Regions from separate parts of the Homo sapiens genome. Here region 1 is linked to region 2. The links are chromatin loops, found by intact Hi-C in ENCODE. Cell type or tissue: heart left ventricle. All regions are shown on one strand. Links, peaks and the distances in the headings refer to the core of each region. The heading gives the core; the rest is flanking DNA.

Region 1 (2,925 bases), core at 215-2,714, 150 kb after region 2:
TTTAAACCAGGGCATTTTGGCTTCTCTTTGCAGCAGCTGGGCACTTGCCCTAAATAATACAGAAATGTGCATAGTGCTGCCATAACTGAAACCTAAGATGTGGCATTGGTACAATGAGAGAATCACAGGTGATGGGGACGTGGGTATTTCAGGCTAAAATGTTGACCACCCTTGTTCTATTGTCAAAAAACATTTGGCAAAGCTATTACCTACAATAACTGGAGAAGCAGATCGCTTCTCCTATTGCTTCAAATGAAGCTATTGGAAAGAATCCAAATGTCAATCTGTGTTGGCTTCTCTTTGCTGTCTATAAACAGGTTTTTAAAAAAGTGATCAACTAAGACAAGAATTGACAAGTTTGCAAGCAGAGCTGGAAGAAAGTAGAGAGCATCCAAAAAGAAGAGACTTGTTAAGGGTTGAAAAGCCAACTGATACGTAAAGAGGCTTATAATAGCACTTAATTGAACCAGAGCTGCAAGTGATAAAACCAGTACTCACGCCCTTTCTCAAAGGCCTGTTAAGACTCCTCAGCCACACAGAGAGGAAGCCTCAGGCAAAGAACAAATCCAGGGTGTTGCCTTTCTACCCAAGCCAATTTTTTTTTTTTCAGATAGCTTCAAGGTACCTACGATTCAAACAGGAAAGAAAAGTGTGTCAAACCTACAAGCCAGGAAATAGGTCAGCCTGAATATCCACGTGCAGAAAAGAACATTGAGAGTGGTCAGTGGCCCAGGTACTGACTGGAAGTAAGCAGACCCAAAGCCAACTGAGTTCTTAATCAGAAGCAGTGTTTTGGTAAAAAACCCTGGTGAATAAGACATTCAATAAGTCACATGAGTATGATGGGCTCAGAAGGCAAACCCAAATCTGGATGTGTCTCCCCCATTGAGGACAAATCACTGCCCCCTCCAAGATGTTCACGGGCTGCTTCCTGCCATTGACTGACGGGACACTCAGGCCTGCAGCAGCCAAGTCAGCCTCAGTGAGAGGAGGCCTATTCTTCTGAGCCATGTGGGACCCCTGACCTTACTGCACAGACATTTGCTCACGAGCACATTGAGAAAATGCCAGAGTGTGAAACTGAGTAGGTCACATGTCCACAGAACAGGTCACCTTGTCCATTGATCCTTGACATCCTGCAGTTTTATTTGTGCTGTAAGGTTGGATCCAGTCTTGCTATGCTCCTCCTGCTTCATGGTTTAATGGTCCAGAGAAGACCCATTCATGATGAGAAGTATGGGCCACATGGTCACAGGGCACCCCAGGGTCAGGCTTTTAGCCTCCCTCAGAGACCACTAATAAGCCAACAGATGTTTTCCAGAATGAGACTAGTTATTTCCTGAAGAGGGTAGGATTTTAGTCCAAAACCCTGGAAGCCATGGCCGTGTGTCTACTGTCAGGGTTTGCCACCAACTTCCTGCTTGGTCTCCTCTCTAGTGTTACCTCTTCCATCTAACTTTCATATTACAGCCAGAGTGATGTTTCTAAAACTGAAATCTGGCCCTGGCTAAAATCTGATCATTAATTTGTACATCTTTAATAAGCATCAATTATGTGCCTGTTCTAGGTCTCGAGAATTCAGCAGGGACAAAGTAGAGGGCCCTTGTTTTATCCTTTGAATCTGTAAAAGAAGCTAACCTCATAATGTGACATGAGGGGCACTAGCCCTGCAATGGCGGCAAAATTTCACCATTAGACTTTCATTCTTTGAACAAAGCTGTTTATCTTATTCTAAAATGCAAATGTGCTTGAGCACAGTAAAGCTTTGTCATTCATGGTCATAAACAATTTTGGGTAAATTTATTTATATGATGAGTTCCAATATGACAACCCAAGCTTATCTAGATGAGTTTTGTGGCATCCTTGATAGGGGCTTTTATAGACAGGAAAAATTACTAAGGGGATACTGTGATTTTCTTAAATTAATACTTTATTTATTAAAATTACAAATTTAAATTCCTCATTATTCCTTGAATTTTTAAGTCCAACTCATAAACCTTATTACTTTGTTTATGAATCTGGCAACTTTTAACCATCACTTTTAAGTGGCCTTTTATACTTTAATTGAATTAGTTTAAATATTTAAAAACTTGATTTTTTTTACCCTTTTTGAATACTTCAATTGTGCAACAAAAAAGTTCAAGAACTGTAAGATATCTAAGCCTTTACCCTACCTGGAAACTAACTAATTGACTTGTCAGTGTTTCTTAGATGCTGGCAGAAGACATGAGACTCTTGGATCAGAGACAAAGGGCTTTAATACTCACAGCAATAGCTTTAACCAGAGTGTCATTCTTTTGCATCAGTCCACTTTTTGTTAGGTCTGGAATAGGACCCAAATACAATGTGATGAATAAATTTAATGTGGTACCCTAAATGGGATCCAGGTACAGAAAAGAAAAAAAAGGACATTAAGTAAAAACTAAATAAAGCATGGACTTTAGTTAACAATAATGTATCAATTAATTTAGTTCATTATTTATGACAAATGTACTATACTAATATAAGATTTTAACAATAGGGGAAACCAGGCGTGGGGTATATATATGAGAACTCTCTGTACTATCTTCATAATTATTTTGAAAATTTGAAAATATTCTTAGTTTTTTTAAGTTGAGCAAGTGAAAAATATTAGATAAAACGACAATACATATTGTACTTGAATTTAGAAACATTGTGAAAATTATAGCCAAATGACTGAAGTTTGGGAACACTGGTTTTGAGAATAACAGGGATGGCTGAACTATGCTGAACCCTTGATCCTTCCCACCAGTGTGACAGGAAGATGTGTGATTACACCACAGTACTATCTACCCACAGCTTACAATTTCAGATGGTTATTCCACAGCACTAAGTAGAAGACTCTTTCATGAACCATCCTGAGAATGGGCAGGCACTAACCACCAAAAGCAGAGCTGAAACTTC
Region 2 (2,925 bases), core at 232-2,731:
AAGGTGGCATTGCCAGCAGATGTCAGCTTGAGCCATGATCCAGGGTCCTGGTTAACCCAGGAAACTGCAGTCATTCCACACTGCAGGCCCAGAGTGTAAGTGGAGCCAGTGAATTCTAGGAAGATCTCCCTGAGGAAGTGATGCTCTGAGCTGAGATCTGAAGGAAGAATGATGGTTAACCAAGTGAGAGGTAGGGAATCATAGCAGGCAGATGGAACAGCACATGCCATGGTCCTGGCGCAGGATGAAGAAAGAAAGAAGGGATGATTGGTTTCCTCTCCTAGAGCAGGTCAACCTTCAGGAAAGAAGGTCAAGACCTTCATCTTCTTCACACTCCATTGCCACTTCCCACTCTTCACAATATCAGTATCAATATTAGGTGGCAAATATTCCTACATTAAGACTGTATCCAAAGTTGGGATGTTTTTCAACTTTCATTTAAACATTTTTCATTCATAGTTCTCAAATTTTAAATTTCAGATTTGCATGCAGAAACAATCAGTGGCCCAGGATCATAAGATCTAAGTTCTAATTACTGTGTGATCCTGGTTAATCACTTAACTTCTCTGGGTTTCAGTTTCTTTGTTTGTAAAATTAAGAGGTTAGACCATAGGGCTTTTACAGAAGCCCTGAGAGTTCTATATTTATGAGGTTTTAGGGATTTAAGGCTTGAAGGGGACTTGGCATGGTATAATTTAGAGCAAATTGTGACATAGCTTATATCCCAGCTCTGCCATTTTATAGCTGTGCGACCTTGGGCAAGTACTTACTTTTTTTTTCTGATCCACAATTTCTGAATATAATAATATCTACCCTGAAGAGTTAGGAGAAACCCATATATATTTATATATATGAGAAACCCATATATACAGAAGCTATTTTTATTATAACAGAAATGCACTATTTTAATACTTTGATAAGTTTTATAACTTTTTTTTAAATTGTGAAACAATATGTAATAGTCTCAAGAAAACTTAATCTTTGTCAGAGTTTTTCCAAGGAGAGTAATAATTTATCTTCCACAGATGTGAGGTGTTATTATCACCAACTCAGACACACACAGATAGAAAATTATATTTACTAGCATGTGCCCTTCTGCTGAAAAGACCATTGAACTTGAGAATGTGAGAGGGCTTTTTCTCATCAAATAAGAAATTGAAGAAGAGAAAAGAATTAGTATCAACAGGGAACTAACATCTACAACCTAACAATTTTTGTTTGTTTCAGCTTCCATTCTAAGAGGCATTGTCACTAAGATTTAAGGAACAAAATGTAGGAAGTGAACCCATGAAAATGACAGGCTGTGAGAATGCTCACTGGAGAATTTAGTTTAGTTCAGTGCAGTTTTAGAAAAACTGAATTATTGGGGAACCCCACCCCCAATATTTCAACATAGGTTCTTTTTATTTTCCCTAAGTGTCGGCCAGTCTGAGAAATAAAGAGAAAGAGTACAAAGAGAGGAATTTTACAGCTGGGCCACCAGAGGTGACATCACATATCGGTAGGTCCGTGATGCCCACCTGAGCCGCAAAACCAGCAGGTTTTTATTAAGGACTTTAAAAGGGAAGGGGGTGTACGAACAGGGAGTAGGTCACAAAGATCACATGCTTCATCAAAGGGCAAAAGGGAGAACAAAGATCATATGCTTCTAAGGCCAATAAACATCACAAGGCAAAGGGCAAAGCAAAGATCACAAAGCAAAGGACGAAATCAAAAACTCCTGATGAGGGTCTATGTTCAGCTGTGCATGTATTGTCTTGATAAACATCTTAACAGAAAACAGGGTTCAAGAGCAGAGAACCTCAACCACATAGGACAGACACTCCCAGAGTGGCTGTTTATAGACCTCCCCCCAGGAATGCAATTCTTTTCCTAGGGTCTTAATACTATATTCCTTGCTAGGAAAAGAATTTAGCAATATCTCTCCTACTTGCACGTCCATTTATAGGCTCTCTGCAAGAAGAAAAATATGGCTCTATTCTGCCAGACCCCACAGGCAGTCAGATCTTATGGTTGTCTTCCCTTGTTCCCTAAAATCGCTGTTGTTCTGTTCTTTTTCAAGGTGCACTGATTTCATATTGTTCAAACACACATGTTTTACAATCAGTTTGTACAATAGTGGTCCTGAGGTGACATATATTCTCAGCTTACGAAGATAACAGGATTAAGAGATTAAAGTAAGACAGGCATAAGAAATTATGAGTATTAATTTTCGGAACTGATAAATGTCCATGAAATCTTCACAATTTATGTTCCTCTGCCACAGCTCCAGCCGGTCCCTCCGTTCTGGGTCCCTGACCTCCTGCAACACCAAATAAGAGAAATAATTTTCACCTTTATTTTACCTACATAGGCCATAGTCCTGAGATCCCATTCATGTGCAGATCCTTTTCTTTCCTTTCCTTTTTTTTTTTTTTTTTTTTTAGATGGAGTCTCACTCTGTCACCCAGGCTGGAATGCAGTGTCATGATCTCAGGTCACTGCAACCTCCATCTCCCGGGTTCAAGGGATTCTCATGCCTCAGCCTCTCAAGTAGCTGGGACTACAGGTGCATGCCACCACACCCGGCTAATTTTTGTATTTTTAGTAAAGATGGGGTTTCACCATGTTGGCCAGGCAGGTTTCAAACTGCTGACCTCAAGCGATCCACCCACCTAGGCCTCCTAAAATGCCAGGATTACAGGTATGAGCCACTGCACCTGGCCTTATCTTCTCTTTTCTAAATAACTATGACAAAAACAGGGCTATGTGCTTCTAATAGTGATAAATAAAATTAGATTTTTGAAGCTACATTCTTCATTATATACAAAAAATTAGTTAAATGATTCAAGTTTTGAAATCTACCAAAATTTGCATTGCTTTACTAAACCTTTAAAAAAAATCACATTATTTATTCCATTTCTTCCATTTTTGGCCAAATGACAT

What was found. Hi-C counts contacts between places; a loop is a spot of excess contacts. Peaks named below come from ENCODE experiments on the same cell type or tissue, not always from the same donor. Only the 100,000 strongest peaks of a DNase experiment are listed, where the experiment ranks them.
Region 1: it touches region 2 in a loop (2.1-fold over the local background); 9 of 110 quality-filtered maps call a loop at or near these places.

Annotation. Positions count from the first base shown.
Region 1 is chr6:137,103,253-137,106,177 of GRCh38, reverse strand. No RefSeq gene overlaps it. Among named protein-coding and RNA genes, the nearest start is that of IL20RA, 60 kb to the right of the region's middle. RefSeq lists an enhancer at 1-57. In heart left ventricle, for the core only: no CTCF peak of the experiment used is centred there; no DNase peak of the experiment used is centred there; H3K27ac peaks cover 543 bases.
Region 2 is chr6:137,253,522-137,256,446 of GRCh38, reverse strand. No RefSeq gene overlaps it. Among named protein-coding and RNA genes, the nearest start is that of IFNGR1, 36 kb to the right of the region's middle. In heart left ventricle, for the core only: no CTCF peak of the experiment used is centred there; no DNase peak of the experiment used is centred there.